Regions from separate parts of the Homo sapiens genome. Here region 1 is linked to region 2. A link is a contact called in ENCODE Hi-C data. All regions are on one chromosome and are shown on one strand. Each heading gives the region's core, a stretch centred on a gene start or an enhancer-like site at or near the end of the contact. The rest is flanking DNA. Distances are from core to core; before and after follow the strand shown. Region 1 holds the start of STAG2 (STAG2 cohesin complex component). Region 2 holds the start of ATP1B4 (ATPase Na+/K+ transporting family member beta 4).

Evidence for each region. Hi-C counts contacts between places; a loop is a spot of excess contacts on that map. Pooled maps may share reads with other maps.
Region 1: a loop to region 2 is called in a pooled map of gastrocnemius medialis, with 5 times the contacts of the local background. The contact joins the promoter of STAG2 here to the promoter of ATP1B4 in region 2. A Hi-C loop is called at or near these places in 1 of 168 maps with a recorded cell type or tissue (gastrocnemius medialis) and 2 of 50 pooled maps.

The regions. Positions count from the first base shown.
Region 1 is chrX:123,960,456-123,964,488 of GRCh38, reverse strand. STAG2 (STAG2 cohesin complex component) reads right to left here and starts at 2,783. Exons shown (of 35, transcript NM_001042750.2): 1 at 2,633-2,783. STAG2-AS1 (STAG2 antisense RNA 1) reads left to right here and starts at 3,148. Exons shown (of 2, transcript NR_130770.1): 1 at 3,148-3,300. RefSeq lists enhancers at 1,276-1,535, 1,626-1,725, 3,154-3,203, 3,902-4,033 and a silencer at 2,694-2,833.
Region 2 is chrX:120,360,250-120,364,179 of GRCh38, reverse strand. It overlaps ATP1B4 (ATPase Na+/K+ transporting family member beta 4), which reads right to left and starts at 2,091. Exons shown (of 8, transcript NM_001142447.3): 1 at 1,949-2,091. The coding sequence starts at 2,011.

The DNA of each region.
Region 1 (4,033 bases), core at 1,534-4,033, 3.6 Mb before region 2:
CCTATTAATAGTAAATCCCTTTCATACTGACTCACTGTAACTCCAACTTGATGAAATAGACACTAAGCAGAATTTACAAAAATTGCAAATGGAATTTTCCTGTTTTCAAAGAATTAAAAAGGAAACTAAAAGTAGAGCACATTCAGGCTAAGTTATAAACATTTAAAGTTCAACCAATTTATAAGTATTTATGTTGCCTGTTTTATACTAGTTCCCGTTTAAACGTTTTTTTTTTTTTGAAAGTTTTGCCAAGCATTGTGTAATCACTTACACAAGGCTAAATTTCCTATGCAAGTAATTTTGACATGTAAATATAAACTTAAGTCATTACCCCCAAGACTGTAAGACAATCTGGAAATTCTACTGCAAAAAAAGTTTATCTTAAACTATGGAAATGTTTAACAGCACGCACAAAAGTAGAGAGAATAATAGTAACAATGAGCGCTTCTGTATTCATCCAGCTACAATAATCAACTCAAGGCCACTTCTGCTTCACACCTACCTCCTACCCACTCCCTCCTCTCATTATTATCTTCAAAAAGAATTAAGAGGAAGATACTATGTTCTCTAAGTACACTTCTACCCAAAGATAGCAAAAGTATCAAAAACTAGCATGTTAAGTCAAAATCCAACAATGTAACTATACAGCCGCCTTACGCCTTACACAATTCTTTGGTAGGTGATAAATTTAAGAATTCAGTTAAACACAAAGATATAACCATCTTTAAGAATTTTAATGAAGTCCATAAACCCAAAGGGCATATTTAAAATTATACCTAAAAAGACAAATAGGGAAATGTGATGAAAACGAACTTAAACATCTGCAATTAACTTACTTAACGTGGCACCTTAGTTCAAAATGAAAAAAAAAAATCGACTATTTAACATAATGTGTCATAAAACTGCAATTCAACCACTTGAAAAACTGCTGAACACTTATATACCTTAAACTGGTCCTTCTGATCCCTAATTATAGATTGATATCAATGTAGAAAGAAAACCAGGCATTTTAACGTTAAGTGGTTGAAAATGTTGAAAATTAACCCCACTGTTCATCGGAAAGTATATGAGAGCAAGCCTAAACTACCTGAATTATATGTCATTAAACAAATGCATCCACTTCCCAGAGCCTTTTTTTTAACAAAATAAGTTCAGATATACCCTTAAACGCAACGCGCTAGGCTACAGACAGAATTAGGAGACCGCCTCCTGCTTTTGCTCCTAACCAATACGCAGAGAGAGAAGGTTGGCAGAAAAGTGCTGCGAGGACAGTAACAAACACCAGCAGCTCCCGAGCAGGCCCTGCTAGAGCCAGGAATGACGCACTTCGGTAACCCGACTCTTTCTCCCCTCCACCCCCGCCCCCAGCAGCGGTGCTGACACCGCCAACAGCCCGGAGTAGGAAAAAAGACAACAGAAAAAAAGGCAGAGGTTGGACCGCACTAGGTTTCATCAAGAAACCTCGATGATTCCTCTTTCGACACTAACCACTAGGACTAAACAGGAAAAGAAGCTTCGTGCTTAAGCAAGTCCCATCATGGTGGTTTAAGAGTCACTAAATTAAGCTGATAATGAGTCCAATCCACAGAGACAAATACAGGGTGTGGCTGCTGCGAAATACGGCGGTCCGTGGGAGAAAAGGGGTATGGAATTTACACTCCAGTGTGAAGGGAAGATGGGGCTTTATGGTGGGAGAAGGGGGTGGCCCGCGCATTTTAAGGAACCATTGCAAACCAACACAAGCGCCTCGTTTACTTTAAATCTAACCTTACAGATCAAAAGTTTCCAATAGATATATCATGTAAACTGTAAATTACCATTTAATCCAACACCATGGCCCTCAATTTAAAAACTACATCCAAGAGAAAGAAGGAGGGAGAGGGAAGAGGGGTGGTAGGCAACAACATAAAAAACATTCTAGGCCACGGAAGAGAAAGTCTCACAAACCGGATGAAACTACTAATACAATATTAAAAATTAAAGCCGAGCACTGAAGCACGAAAATCACACGATAACCCATTACAGTTAAGGATTAAAAATAAAATGACATATGCACCAAGGGGGAGCGGAAACTAAATGTCGAAAGTACAGCGGTTTATAAAAAACTAAAGGCAAAACAAGACATTCTCGCGACGGGGGGAAAAAAAGGCCGAAATCAACAATACGTTCACAATTCTAGGCCAAAAGAAAATGGGAACGGGGCTCAAAGTTTTGCGGAACTACTTGATGCTGTTTCCCACACCTTCTCTCTCCCACGGCCCATCCGACCCTTTTCGTCCCAAAATCGCCGTCCGCAGATCTCCGGATCCAGGGGAGAAGAAAAAAGAAAGTCGACCCCGAGCAAGAATAAAAGTGTGGAGTGAAAACGCACAGGCTGCCTACCTGGGGCAAGGATCAGCTCAGTTCGTGCCTTGAGAAAGACAGTGCGGGTGGGGGTGGGAATGAAAAGCAGCACTAAAACTAAAACAAAAGTGGCGCCAAAACCCCCCAACAAACAGCCTTCCACTCCCGCCCTTCCCCCCTCCGCCCATGCCAGGCAGGCAGGGCCCCCTTCGGGGCAAGGTCTGCGCGCGGGGGCCAACACCGCCAGACCCCAGCCAATTTAGAAAATTGTTGCCCGAAGAAAACTGACCGAAGTCGGGCCTCGGAAGGGATGGAGAGATCGATGCCAATCGCCTTCCCCAGCAGTTCCCCCACCACGCGCTGGAGATGATGGGGCGGGGGAGAAGCAGAGGGGCCCGTCACATGAATGTTGTTCCCTCTCTAGGAAGGGAGGAAGAGAGGGAGGGAGGGGGGAGGGAGGGAAGGGAGGAGGGGAAGGGAGAAGGGAGGGGGCACGAGGGAGGGGTGTGATCAGAGTAGATTTTCCCTCGCCTCCCTCGGTCCGAGGCCCAAATATACACAACTGAGCCTCCTTTCTCCCCTCCCCCCTAGGTTCCCAGCACCACCATTTTGCTCTCTGCCTTCCCCTCACCGCGACACCGCGCTCTCCCCCACCCCAACCACAGCCTCCCGGCTTTCCTCCCCCGACTACGGCTCGCACCCCACCCCACCTCCAGTTCGGGCTCTCCTAGGCTTAGGAGCCTGCCGGAGAAAAGGAACCTAAATCTACTGCTACACAGAGAAGCGGAGCCTCCATCTTGCGCTGCTCCGCGTTCTCCATTTTGGGCCACCCATGGGGGGGGGGGGTCTCCGTAGAGGCCCCGAGGGAGAGTTGGGCGAGGGAAGGAAGAGAAAATCTTCAGCGAGGGTAGTCGAAAAGAAGAGCCCTGCGGTAGAAAGCCACTCTAGGAGTAGGAGGTAGGGAGGAAGGGGGGCTGGAAGTTCCTTGGAAGTGTTGGGGTAGCGACTTGGGGGGAGAAGGGAGAAAGGAGGGCGGGGGGCGCCGCGGGGGCGAGAAAGATCCTCCCGCCTGGACTCTGCCCCCCGTTCCATGGCTGCCCCCCATGGGGGCGAAGAAAGCAGAGGGGAAATTCAATGGCAACAGAGTGCCCAACCTCTTTCCCTCCCAACTCCTCTCTCTCGCCCTGTTTCAATCATACACACCTCACGGTGGGCCAAGCGCCCTCCGGGTGCCCCTCCAAACTTCTAGAAGCTTCGCCTCCGCCATTTTATAACTTACCTCCCCCCTCAGCGTACACAGAGGCAGCAACGAGACTGTTCGCCTCCCCCACTCCTCCTTCTTTCTCAGGCCGGGGGCTTCTTCACCCCTGGGCTGGTACAAGATATTTTTCCCCTTCCTCTTCTTTACACCCTCGAATTCTACTCAGGGACGGAAGCTCCCGCGGTTCTAGAGCGGTGGGGGGTTTTGAAAGTGGCGGTCGGATCCGGCGGGGTTTTTTTTCTTTTTTTTTTTTTTTTTTTTTTTTTTTTTTTTTTTTTTTTTGGTGGCGCTTCGGGATTGTTTGGGGTGTTCGCTCTTCGGCGACTTGGAGGCGAATGGAACGCGCAGGCGCCATCTGTCGGCCACGAACCCGCGCCCGGCTCCCGTTGGGAGGGAGCGGCATCTAGCGGCAGAGAGTTGCCACTGCAA
Region 2 (3,930 bases), core at 842-3,341:
GGCCTAGGCCTCAGACTGATCTTATTTGTAGATATTGGCTCTCATGATAATCCCATTACAGATGGCTTGTCATTAAAGCTTTACCCTCCTGAGAAGAATTAATCTTCTCACGGCTAATTTGCCCCTACAGCTCTCACACCCGAGAGGCTGTGAGAGGTTCCTGAGCTTTACTTTAGGAACCTCGAATCTTTTCTCCTCTCCTCTGTTTCCAGGTAAAGGAAATGGTCACACTGTGCAAGAGAGGCCTTCCCCAAAAGATCCTCATTAATTAAATCCTGTGTAAAATGTATCTTTGTGAAACTATTTAACAAAATCCAATAGAAAATCCTTTGGTAATGAGAATGCTTATCCCTAAGATTCTGTCTTGTCACTTTCCTAAAGTGGCACTACCCTCATGTGATAGTGTGTGTGAGTGTGCTGGGATATGGTAGTGGGTGTGTGATGGGGTCATCAGGTTTCCCTGAAAGGGAAGAGTCTGAAGAACAGAGGGTAGCTCCATTTTGAGTAATCTAAATATATAAACATATAAACAAATATATAAACAAACAGTATGACCCAAAGGATAAATTTTAAATTTGTGCTCTGCAAAGAAGACAGCAAGGCATGTGTTTATACACCATAAACATTTGAATGGCTGGTTAATTTTAAAAGAGAAATTAGCACAGGATTGCATTAATTTATTTTTAAATTTGGTCAAGTATTATAAAGAGCAAGATCCCCTGATGCATTTAAAATCCAAGCCACTTAACAAATAACTGAAATTATACACAACATTTTAACAAGATTACATAGAAAAGAAGGCAAGTAAGAAATAGTTTTATACCCCTGCAGATTGTAACTGTTTTGAGAGCTGGAAGAAACTTTGGGGGAAGTTAAACGGTTCTTCAAATTGTGGCTAAAAAGCTAAGAGAAGCCCTCTGTAGATTGATAGGAGGTTAGAATAATGTGTGTTTTCTTCTGCGGGCTGTTGACAGTCTTCACTTAACTCCCTGGTTACATAAGTGGCCATACCCAAAGAAAAATGGCTTAGGCTTTGTTTCCTCCTGGGGCTGAGATCACAATCCTCTCTGGGGAACATTTCAAAATCCTCTCCCCAAAAAGCACTGCGTGTGGCATACATTAATGACTTATAGCAAAATAAATGCAAATAAACTTTTGGATCAAATAATTTGTAATACACCCTGGAAATAAATGATGAGACAAAAGAATGTATGTGTGTCTACATGTTGGGCAGTGTGGGGTGGCAGTCAGGATGGCAATGGGTAGTGGCAGATCGGGGGTTTGGAAGATGCATTCTGCAAATACAATGGAAAGAGTACAAGATTAGCAGTGAGGATATTGCATTTTCACTTTGGCTCCTCCACTAACTTGCAAGTCACTCCTGTACTCTGAGCCACAGCAGCCTCCTTTAGGTAATGAGGGGTTCTGGAGAGATAATGTCTAGGATTCCTCCCTGCTCCTATTGGGGATTCTATGATTTTAGCTATAGTTTGGAATTTCTACTTTAGAAAGAGAGCAGCTGGACTCTAAGAAGCTACCACCCAAGAGACAGCTGGGTAGGCAGTGCCTTTCATTTCCTCTTCCTCCTTCCTTCCCTCTTGGCTAAATTTCTTGCTATTAGAATTAAACTTTTATACTCCAAAAGGTCTGTGAAAATTCTATACTCCCAGGAAAAGATTTTAGAAGCCACTTATTCTCTGTTATCTTCTCCTTCCCTTATCTTTGTTTCACAGGAAGAGGGGCTTCCTCCTTTTATCCAGCAGTTTAGGGTGCCCGGGGGTGCTGGGAGTCACTGCTCCTTTTTGAAACCCTGGGCTCCCCTAAACTTCGCTGTTTCTGCCCGTCTCAAAGAGAGGCAGCCGTAAACCAAGGTCTACACAGCCCCCAACCCACCCCATTAAAATAAAAGGGGAGGGGGCAGCAAAATATTCTGCTCTCTGGCACTCACGAGTCTGTAGCGATAACTGTAAGGAAAGGATGGAGCCCTTCTGGACCGGAGTTGCCTTCTCATGGCTGTTCAGTGGGCAAAGACGCAGCAGAGGCAGGCAATCGGGTGAGAGTTCTGGAGCTTCTGCTGGTACAGGAGACACTGGTTGCTGGGGACACTTGGCGCCTGGTAAAAGTGAACCCTCCTGGCATGAGCCCTTCCCCAGAATAATCTAACATGTCCCTCTGTCATTGGTTGGCTCCTTCCCTGAATCAAGGGAAAGCCCTTATGGAAAAGCAAGCTCATCATTACAAGGAGGGGGAGATATTCTGGGTCACGAGGATGAGCAACTCACCCTCCCGCCCCCTTTATATGTCTTTCCACCCCTTGTCTTTCTCCAGCGCTTGAGATATGATGGCCCCAATGGAAATCTTAAGTCATGTTCTTCTCAATTGAGAGTTGGATATCAGTGCATGCAGGGGGTGGGTGTGGGTGGGAGTTGGGGGTGAGGGGAGATGGCCAAGAATAACTTGCTTTTTTCATAAGGCTGATCTCATGCAAAAGGATCTAGGATGTCAGGAAAGATTCCCTTTGCTCTCTCCCCCCACCCCCACACACACTGTAAGCCACCTACAATATTTCTTATTTGTGTCAATCCATGAGCTTCTTAAAATGTGGATTATTCTTTCTGATTTTAGAAGCCAGGCTCCTACTTCATTCCTCCCTGCCCCAAAGAGGGTCTTGGACATAAGGAAGCCTTTTTCTAGCCCACATGTCAGAGTGGCCCCATCAGTCACTGCCCCTCATACACACACCCCTCCAAATCCTGGCCAAATTTCTGTAGTGGTTGAGATCTATATTTATCCCTTAGCATCAGGGCAGGGAACAAGCCAGAACTTTGCAGTGTCAGTTTCCCAGACATATGTAACTCCTGAAACCAACATGGGATCCAATGAAAGGAAAAATTAGAAGAAACAGTTAAGAATATTGTATAGCATTTTTGGTCTGTTTGGGGTCCACCCTACTGGAGCCTGGGTGGCTAAAAGGCCTGGATGGAGTTTGTGATCCTTCCTTCACAAATCAAACCCCATTATACTCAAGTGGCTGAGAATGTTGCAGATACTGACATTCTGGGCACATTCATTACTGAGAAAAACAGCACAATAGCTTAGAAAGATTTAATCATAACTCCAATTCAAGGCTATTCTGATGAAAATGGCTTCAATTGCAGTTAATTTTAAATAAGAATTCCTTTCACTGTAATGTTACTAATCAGACCTCTTCTTTAACAGTGTCTCTTCCCATATGCTTCTTTGAAGGGAAAAAGGCCACTTACAAAAAAGAGAAACTTATTCTTCTCTTTGAATTTTATTAAAAGCAAAATATATTCTAGGGGATAATCTGGTCTCTGGTCTCAGTAGATGTTGATCTCTATCTTCTACACCTTCTCCAAGCCAGTCTTTTGTGTGATTCCTTACATTAAGTATGAGAATCCCCAGGCCCTTGGAAGCCTTAAAACCAAACAATGGCTAGGCTAACTGGTCTAAGGCTGAAAAGAGAGTACACTCACTTTAAAACATTTCAAAAACTGAGAGTAGGGGGACAAAAGGGAGTTAGGAGTGACATGACCTTAGGTAACAAAATACTCCATTCTCTAGAATCTTCCATTCCTAAGCATTCTGGGTAATTGGAGGTTTGATGTATACTTAAGACATTTGCCATGTATTTCAGCTATAGCCCAGGCTGTGTTCTGGAATGTCAGCTGTTGGGTGGGGTAAAATAACCAAATCCCATAGGATGTTGAAGACAGAAATCTGTATGAATTTACACTCAAAACACTAGTTAGAAGGGAAATGATTCCTGCCAAATTTGAAAAAAAAAAAAAAAAGCAATATGCCTAACAGTGCAGCAGAATGGAGCCACAAGTGGCTAATGCGGATGCAAATGAAGCAGTGGCTACAAAGGGACAAGGGGAGGGAGAAAGGAGAGACTTTGAATATAAC